2 separate regions of the Homo sapiens genome follow, and region 2 is linked to region 1. A link is an interaction called in ENCODE POLR2A ChIA-PET data of the cell type or tissue named here. Cell type or tissue: Panc1. All regions are shown on one strand.

Region 1 (5,000 bases):
AAAAAAAAAAAAATGGGAGAAAGGAAAAATAAAAGCAAGTAATTGAGAAATCTGCTTTATTGGGAATTCTGGGAAAGGGCTGAGACAGAAAATAATATAAGGTACATAGATCGTCTGTACATTCCGTACTTCTGGCTCCTCAGAGGCCATGGATTGTGATAAACTGACAGTGTGCATAACATACTAAGGCCAATTTATGTTCAGAACACACAGACACCAAAAAGTCCAAAGGCACGGCACACACCTGCAGTTCATACTGACATTAGTCATAAATCAATTAAGAACCATTTGTAGAATGACACTTAAAATTATGTTTCAAATGCTCACTAATGTGACAAAACAGCTCAATCTGGAGACAAAAAAGACATGAATGGCAAACTGCCTAGAAGTCTAAGCAATATATAATAATTACATATGTACTTCTGTACATTCAAAAGCTTCAAAAGTATCCTATACTACCCTTAATATTAGCCTAGACCTTCACTTGTTACAAAATTAAGATGTTTATTTCCTTTATTATTTATGTTCTGCAGCACTTACACAGCATGATTCCACCCAGCTATATTAAGTACTGAAAATGGTGGTTGAAAATGCTATTTCACACAAACTATCCACTAGTCCTTGTTTTATGTTAACTAAGATGTATGGTCTGAAGAACATATCGAAGTACTCAACTTAAACTCTGATAGTAGTTTTCTCACCTGGCCTAGTTTCTCACCGACCCCTTCTCACTAGGTAGAAAGCAGAAGAGATAAATTTCCTTTTATCTCTTAAGTTGGCAAGGGATGTAGGTTTCTGGTTTCAGCTGCCTTTCCCTTCATTACAACAATGAAGTGTGGGGAAAAAGTAGCCAAGTGATACAAGGTAAAGCCACTAGGATGCTCCTTATAAGCCTCCCTATGTACAACTCACATGAAAGCCAAAACTAGAGAAAAGCATCAACAGAATTTTCCATGCCCTCAAAACCCAGCTCTGCACTTGATAGGTTCTAAGACATCTTTTTCAACAAAGGATGAAATCTACAGAGAAAAGAGAACCAATTACTTTGTGTAGACACATTTTTGACAAACATGAATACGTTAAGACTATTTGAGGAAAGGACTGCCTTTGGCTCTGTTACCCTCCTGCAATTCCAGATTCAGTAACACCTGGTACTCAGATACATTGTATTTCTTCAGTTCATGTGTCACTTTGATAAATGTGGAAAGTACTTTTAGCCAAAAACTCAAATTAGATTTCATTTAAAAATCTGGCTGAACAAAACCGTGTATACTTGGTGGTTTGAATTCTGACGTTTAAGTTACACGGTAACTTTTAACCTACAGCCAATAGTGATATCATATGGCGAAATGTGCTCAACAACAACAACAAAAAATTGGAACCAGATTTGGAGACAAGCTCATCTCAGGATAAGAAGCTAGAATTCTTCCTATAAAATAATGAAAAGCTGACAAACTCAGAGAATGCTGGAATAGAAACATTTTACTTCTAACCAGTTCCACATGACTCAAACTCAATGCCATATGCTCCGTGGTTACCTTTTCCTTAAAGCACAGTCTCATAAGAAAACCACAGAGTAACTGGCCCACTAGTAGCATGATTTACCCTTCCTCATCCAAGTCTGATGTCTCAAACTATAAAGATTCCAGACCTAGTGAGGGCGCAGCATTAACCCAGAACAAAAACAGGGTAAAAGCACTGTCAATTCCAAACATTTGTTAATTTTTTTAAGACCTAACTAAAACATATTTAAAACCTCCTTAGTATGTTCATTTATGATTTGCAGCAAAGGAGGATGACTATAGTGACCTTTAAAATAGAAAGGGGAAAACATAACAAAGGAATCTATAATCTGCAATCCTATGTGCCAGGAAGAAGTTCCCTTCACAGATTATGCTGTGGCCCCTACTCTGTCCAAAACAGAGGTCCATAAATGTCCTCAAGTATATGAGACAAACCTATCTATACAGAGGTGTCTGTCTAGAGACATTTTAATAAAAACTTCCCTTACGTACATTATCTTATAATCTAATGAATAAGTGCTTTTACAATTTCCATAGTGGCTAATGTATAGGAAGAAAGAAATACAAAACTATACAAAACAATGTATAGGAAGAAAGAAATACAAAACTACACACAACAGTTTTCAACCCTAGACATACTTCAGAATCTCCTGGGAAAAATGTTTGGTTTACAAACAAATGCCTTTGACCTACCCTATCAGACTTCATAGGTCTTGGGTAGGGCTCAGTTAGCAATATTTTTAAGATTCCAGAGTAAGGCTGGGCATGCTGGCTGACATCTGCAATCCCAACACTTAAGGAGGCTGAGGCAGGAGCATCACTTGAGCCCAGAAATTCGAGACCAGCCTGAGCAACATAATAAGATGTCATCACTTCAAAAAAACTTTTTTAAATGAGCCAGGTACGGTGGTGTGTATCTAGAGTACTAACTACTCAGGAGGCTTGAGCCTAGGAGTTCAAGACTGCAGTGAGTCATGATCATGCTGCTGCACTCCAGCCTGGAAAACAAAGCAAGATCCTGTCTCTAAAAATAAAAATAAAAAATAAAATTAAAGACAATTCAGGTTATACATTTTTTGGGACAAGAACATCATAGAAGTGATACTGTGCCCTTCTCAGTGCATCCCATCAGGAGCTGCAGATGTCAATATGTCTCATGACTGGGAATGTTACTTTATTCCTTAGTTATGGTGGCATAACCTCTTGTCCAATATCTCTCACATTTTCTATCTCTCTGTCTCCCTGTGTTACATTCTATATAATTTCTTCAGATCCATCGTCCCATTCACTATTTCTTTCTTCAAGTATATCTATTTTTTTGTTTTGTTATTATTATTATTATACTTTAGGTTTTAGGGTACATGTGCACAACGTGCAGGTTTGTTACATATGTATACATGTGCCATGTTGGTGTGCTGCACCCATTAACTCGTCATTTAGCATTAGGTCTATCTCCTAATGCTATCCCTCCCCCCTCCCCCCACACCACAACAGTCTCCAGTGTGTGATGTTCCCCTTTCTGTGTCCATGTGTTCTCATTGTTCAATTCCCACCTATGAGTGAGAACATGCGGTGTTTGGTTTTTTATCCTTGCAATAGTTTGCTGAGAATGATAGTTTCCAGTTTCATCCATGTCCCTACAAAGGACATGAATTCATCTTTTTTATGGCTGCATAGTATTCCATGGTGTATATGTGTCACATTTTCTTAATCCAGTCTATCATTGTTGGACATTTGGGTTGGTTCCAAATCTTTGCTATTGTGAATAGTGCCGCAATAAACATACGTGTGCATGTGTCTTTATAGCAGCATGATTTATAATCCTTTGGGATTATAAATCCTTTCCATGTTTAGTGCTTCCTTCCGGAGCTCTTGTAGGGCAGGCCTGGTGGTGACAAAATCTCTCAGCATTTGCTTGTCTGTGAAGTATTTTATTTCTCCTTCACTTATGAAGCTTAGTTTGGCTGGATATGAAATTCTGGGTTGAAAATTCTTTTCTTTAGGAATGTTGAATATTGGCCCCCACTCTCTTCTGGCTTGCAGAGTTTCTGCCTAGAGATCAGCTGTTAGTCTGATGGACTTCCCTTTGTGGGTAACCCAACCTTTCTCTCTGGCTGCCCTTAACACTTTTTCCTTCATTTCAACTTTGGTGAATCTGACAATTATGTGGCTTGGAGTTGCTCTTCTCGAGGAGTATCTTTGTGGCGTTCTCTGTATTTCCTGAATTTGAATGTTGGCCTGCCTTGCTAGATTGGGGAAGTTCTCCTGGATAATATCCTGCAGAGTGTTTTCCAACTTGGTTCCATTCTCCCCATCACTTTCAGGCGCACCAATTAGACGTAGATTTGGTCTTTTCACATAGTCCCATATTTCTTGGAGGCTTTGTTCGTTTCTTTTTATTCTTTTTTCTCTAAACTTCTCTTCATGCTTCATTTCATTCACTTCGTCTTCCATCGCTGATACCCTTTCTTCCAGTTGATCGCATTGGTTACTGAGGCTTGTGCATTCGTCACATAGTTCTCGTGCCATGGTTTTCAGCTACATCAGGTCCTTTAAGGACTTCTCTGCATTGGTTATTCTAGTTATCCATTCATCTAATTTTTTTTTCAAAGTTTTTAACTTTTTTGCCATTGGTTCGAACTTCCTCCTTTAGCTCGGAGTAGTTTGATCTTCTGAAGCCTTCTTCTCTCAACTCGTCAAAGTCATTCTCCGTCCAGCTTTGTTCTGTTGCGGGTGAGGAGCTGCGTTCCTTTGGAGGAGGAGAGGCGCTCTGATTTTTAGAGTTTCTGGTTTTTCTGCTCTGTTTTTTCCCCATCTTTGTGGTTTTATCTATCTTTGGTCTTTGATGATGGTGACGTACAGATGGGTTTTTGGTGTGGATGTCCTTTCTGTTTGTTAGTTTTCCTTCTAACAGTCAGGACCCTCAGCTTCAGGTCTGTTGGAGTTTACTGGAGGTCCACTCCAGACCCTGTTTGCCTGGGTATCAGCAGCGGTGGCTGCAGAACAGCGGATATTGGTGAACTGCAAATGCTGCTGCCTGATCGTTCCTCTGGAAGTTTTGTCTCAGAGGAGTACCCAGCTGTGTGAGGTGTCAGTCCGCCCCTACTGGGGGGTGCCTCCCAGTTAGGCTGCTCGGGGGTTAGGGACCCACTTGAGGAGGCAGCCTGCCCGTTCTCAGATCTCAAGCTGCATGCTGGGAGAACCACTACTCTCTTCAAAGCTGTCAGACAGGGACATTTAAGTCTGCAGAGGTTATTGCTGTCTTTTGTTTGTCTGTGCCCTGCCCCTAGAGGTGGAGCCTACAGAGGCAGGAAGGCCTCCTTGAGCTGTGGTGGGCTCCACCCAGTTCAAGCTTCCCAGCTGCTTTGTTTACCTGCTCAAGCCTGGGCAATGGCAGGTGCCCCTCCCCCAGCCTCGCTGCCGCCTTGCAGTTTGATCTCAGACTGCTGTGCTAGCAATGAGCGAGGCTCTGTGGGT
Region 2 (5,000 bases), 440 kb before region 1:
CCATGAGCCATGGTTTGCCAACTCCTGCCTTACCTCATTTGAGTTCCCTCTGAATTTTCTGTCTCCGCTCTATTAAAGCATGTGGCATTACCAAGCACAACCACTGTGACATCCAGAGTGCAGGAAGGAGTCTACTGGATAGAGACTGAAATGCGTGGGAGGGCCCCCGAAGACAGATGAGATTTGAACATGGATCCAAAGCAGAGCAAGGTGACTATTCAGAAACGAGGATGAAAATGGGAAGAAGCCCCCACTACAAACTGCAAAATCCTAATCCTGGGATTATTTTCCCATAGGAAAAACAATCTGTGATGTGAGGCAGGTTTCCCCCTCCAACTATGATGGAAATCTAAAGTCAAACTTGACAGGGAAAGAGAATGAACTACTGAGAGTGAGATGTGACCAGATCAGGCAAAAAACCAAAATGAACATGAAAATAAACCTCATACCTTATGCCAGAAATAATTCAAAGTGCATCACAGGCTTAAGTGTAAAACTATAAAACTTTTAGAAGAAAATGGTAGGCAGATCACCTGAGGTCAGGAGTTCAAGACCAGCCTGGCCAACATGGTGAAACCCCATCTCTATTAAAAATACAAAAATTAGCCGGGTGTGATGGAGCATGCCTATAGTCCCAGCTACTCAGGAGGCTGAGGCAAGAGAATCGCTGGAACCCAGGAGGCAGAGGTTGCAGAGCCAAGATCGTACAACTGCACTCCAGCCTGGGTGACAGAGTGAGACTCCGTATCAAAAACAAAAAACAAAACAGAAACAACAACGACAACAAAAAACTTTGTGACCTGGGTTTATATAGAACTTCTACATATGATACCAAAAGCATGATCCATAAAAAATAAAAAACTGATTAATTGAACTTCATAAAATTAAACTTGCTCCGTGGAAGCCAGTTTTAAGTGAATGAAAAGACAAGTAATAGACTGGGAAAAAATGCTTGCAAATAGGACACCTGACAAAAGATTTGTATCCAGAATACATTCATATAAAGAACTCTCAAATCTCAACAGCTGTAGACAACACCCGAAGTAAAAAATGGGCAAATGACTCAAATGGACACTTGATTAAAGGGGATATATTGAAAGCAAATAAACACATGTAAAGAAACCAACAAGTTTTGGTAGTTGGTTCAGTGTTTTTGTCTAACAGGAGGAATTGAGACAGGTGAGGCTCATGCCTAGGAAACAAGGCTAAAAAATTATATCTGCCCACTGGGATTTTTAAAGTCTGAATCTTGAGCTCCAGGGCCTATTGAAACACACTCAGACCTGATTACAGCTCCCTAAGACAATAGGGTATTCACCCAAGTCTGGAATAATGGCCTCCCATGAAAAGATGTTCAATATCATTAGCTGTTAGGGAAATGCAAATTAAAACCACAGTAAGATCCCACTATATACATATTAGAATAGATAAAATTAAAACAACAACTAAACACTGTATGGTAGATGCACCTGACAGAAATAACAAGAAATTAGGGTTGCCACATGCAGGTTGCTGAGGGAAGTGTGCCAAGTGAGGGTGCTATATAAACTGCATGCTTTTTACAGGCGGTTATCATTCTCCTCTCCAGCCTGCAGCCACTGGACCGTCTCTGTAAGTTCCCCCAAATAAACCACATGTTTTGTTCACCGGTTCTGGGTCTCTCCTCCGGCCTCTTGAACCTGGTGCCATCCCTACTGAAGTCAACAGGGTCCAGCACAACAGACGCCAAACACCGGGGAGGATGCAGAGCCACTGGACTTCTCACGCATTGCTGAAGGAATGGAAAATAGCACAGCCAAAACTAATTTAGCAGTCTCTTAGAACGTTAAACATACACTTACCATATGACCCAGCATTACCTCAGCTAAGTGTTTACCCTAGAGAAAGGGAAAGTTATGTTCCCACAAAGACCTGTACATGAATGTTTAACAGCTCTATTATAATTACCAAAATTAGAAACGACTCAAATATCCTTCCACAGGGTGAATGGATAAGCAAATTGTGGTATATCCATATAATAGAATACTACTCAAAAATAAAAAGGAAAATAAGCAGTTCATGTGTGATACAGTATTGTTACAGAAAGTTAGAGGGGAATTGGTTGAAATGTAAAACAAATTTTTAACAAATAAAAAGGAATGAACTACTGATACACACAAAACTTGAAAGTATCTCTACCTTGATTGGGGTGAAGGTTACATGAATCTATACAGACACATAAATTCATAATACTATACCCCCAAAATCAATTTTACTGTTAATTTTAAAAATAAAATGAAAATTAAAGTCCTTTGGGCTGGATGAAGTGTCAGGATAGGAGATGCTTCCCAAACTCCTCCTCCTCAGGTGGAGTGAATGAAAACCTTGCCCCCAGGCCTCCAAGGTTAGCACAGACTGAATGTGAGGGATACCCTCTCCACTGCAGTGCAAAGCACAGAGACAATTCTGAACTAACTGTTCCCAGGTCAAGAACAGAGGCTTCGGCCGGGCGCGGTGGCTCACGCCTGTAATACCAGCACTTCGGGAGGCCGAGGTGGGTGGATCACGAGGTCAGGAGATCGAGACCATCCTGGCTAACACAGTGAAACCCTGTCTCTACTAAAAATACAAAAAAAATTAGCCGGGTGTGGTGGCGGGCGCCTGTAGTCCCAGCTACTCAGGAGGCTGAGGCAGGAGAATGGCGTGAACCCGGGAGGCGGAGCTTGCAGTGAGCCGAGATCGCGCCACTGCACTCCAGTCGGGGCTACAGAGCCAGACTCCGTCTCAAAAAAAAAAAAAAAAAAAAAGAACAAGGGCTTCCAGAGTTGTCCTGCAGAGCAGGCCAGGAGAATCTCATACTGGCTTCAGAAGATAAGGGAAGTCTTCCCAGACACAGAGTCCCCTCCAGCCTATACACAGCCAGTCCAGGCACTGGTAGGGTCACTAAGCTAGGGCAATGGACACCCATGAAGGTCATCCAGCTGCTATGGTACCAAGTCATGGTCAACTCAGTCTGGTAACTCAATCCCTATGGGAGGTTATTATTCCATTATTGGAGGAATAATGGAATAATGGGAGCTGCAGTGAGGCCCAGACACGTCTCTGTAGGCTCTGGGGCTCAAGATATAGAACTCTAACATTTCAACGGGCAGAAATAATTTTTCAGCCTAGTTTCTCAGAGCAAAAGTCTCACCCCAGTCTCAGCTCTTCTGCCCATAGCAACACTGAACCAACTACTTTGTTGGTTTCTGAACACCTCTGCCTTCTGACTGAATCCACACAGGCTCACATATATGGGACTCAGACAAAAGGACAAGATAAATAACGAGCACATGCCTGAGCAGCCAGTAGAGAAAAGGCCTGCAGGGTGGCAGCTGATGAAATCATCAGGCGATCACCAGTTCAAGAAGGGGAACATCTAGTGTATTCAGTTCTTCCTCGCGTCATCTCTATCAATTCATCTTTTCGTGTTGCTGCCTCTCTGGGTGAGTTTCTCCTCCTTGGAGCCTCAGATGTCTGTGCTTCAGCCCAGCACCTCCATGGACACAGGAAATCTATGTGTTTGGCAGCATCCCCAGCTTCAGCCAGCCATTCTTCTGGAATACATGCAGCAGGATTCCCATCCTGTTCTCCACACACGAGAACAGTGGGAAGTGATAAAGGAGGTTGTTGTGGGATAAATGTTAGTGTACCTCTAGAATTCATGTTGATGTCCCAGCTTCAAGGAGGTGGGAACTTCAGGAGGAAACTGGGTTTAGATGACGTCAAGAGGGTGGGCCCCGCATGATGGGATTACTGTCTTATAAAAACAGTACTTGCCAGGAGTGGTGGCTCATGCCTGTAATCCCCACACTTCAGGAGGTTGAGGTGGAGGATTGCCTGAGGCCAGGAGTTACAGACCAGCCAGGGCAATATAGTGAGACCCTGTGTCTACAAAAAAAAATTAGCTGGCAGTCCCTACTCAGGAGGCTGAGGTGGGAGAATTGCTCAAGCCCAGGAGTTCAAGTCTAGATAGAGCCATGCCACTGCACTCCAGCCTGGGTGACAGAGTGAGACCAAAAAACAAACAAACAAACAAAAACAGGACTAAGGGAAGCACACAGCAGGAAGGCAGCCATCCACAAGCTAGGAAGATGGTCTTAACCAACCCAGCCATGCTGGCACCTTGATCTCAGACTTCCAGCCTCCAGAACTGTGAGAAACAAATGTCTGTTGTTTAATCCACCCAGTCTATGGTATTCTTTTATAGAAGCCCAAGCTGACTAAGATAAGAGTTGTTATAGGAAATCAAGAAAGTCATTGGTCTGAGAGGAAAACAGCGAGCTGGCTGGTCATGATGACATCTGAGAGCTAAGCTCATGCTCTGAGAACCAGCACACACGAAAGGCTGAACTGATTTCTTCCATTCAAAGGCTGCCTACTCTTCCATAATATTAATGCTGGGATATTAATTCTAACTCATGTATTGAGCATTTTACACAGTGGCCTTTTATAAATATCAGAGCACTTTCATATCTATTATCCTATTTAGCCTCGGCTGGTGCTCACCACGTGGCCCTCATACTTTCTTTCCATAAGTTATTTCCACCACACTTGCCTTGCTCTTCAATATGAAAAAAGTAAACACTCTCTACATCACTGGACTTCTGGGTAGTATCCCAAGGATCATGCTGGGGGGTGGGGGGTACCATCGCTGGACTCCTGGGTAGTATTCTAAGGATCATGCTGGGGGGTTGGGGGTGCCATCACTGGACTCCTGGGTAGAATTCTAAGGATCATACTGGGGTGTTGGGGGAGGGAAGAAGAACAAAAACTGCACGCACACCCCCCACGACCATTTAAGCCTTCCTGAAACATTATATAACAGGTACTGATCACAAACTTTCTATAATACCCCATTGCCTAAACCAGAAGATCAAAACTGATATTCAACATGTTCTACCAACTGACGCAAAGCAGCCAGCTTCCCTTCTCCCACCAAGCTGCTCTTGAAACGTACATACAGTTACATACATACAGTT

What was found. ChIA-PET counts read pairs that join two places held together with the same protein. Peaks named below come from ENCODE experiments on the same cell type or tissue, not always from the same donor. Only the 100,000 strongest peaks of a DNase experiment are listed, where the experiment ranks them.
Region 2: POLR2A ChIA-PET joins it to region 1 with 6 read pairs; 2 of 35 experiments call an interaction of 5 or more read pairs at or near these places.

Annotation. Positions count from the first base shown.
Region 1 is chr1:161,832,636-161,837,635 of GRCh38, reverse strand. The region is part of intron 9 of ATF6 (activating transcription factor 6); the gene reads right to left. Among named protein-coding and RNA genes, the nearest start is that of ATF6, 69 kb to the right of the region's middle. In Panc1, no CTCF peak of the experiment used is centred here; a DNase peak (open chromatin) is centred at 2,452.
Region 2 is chr1:162,270,947-162,275,946 of GRCh38, reverse strand. The region is part of intron 2 of NOS1AP (nitric oxide synthase 1 adaptor protein); the gene reads right to left. Among named protein-coding and RNA genes, the nearest start is that of MIR556, 69 kb to the left of the region's middle. In Panc1, no CTCF peak of the experiment used is centred here; no DNase peak of the experiment used is centred here; H3K27ac peaks cover 3,386 bases.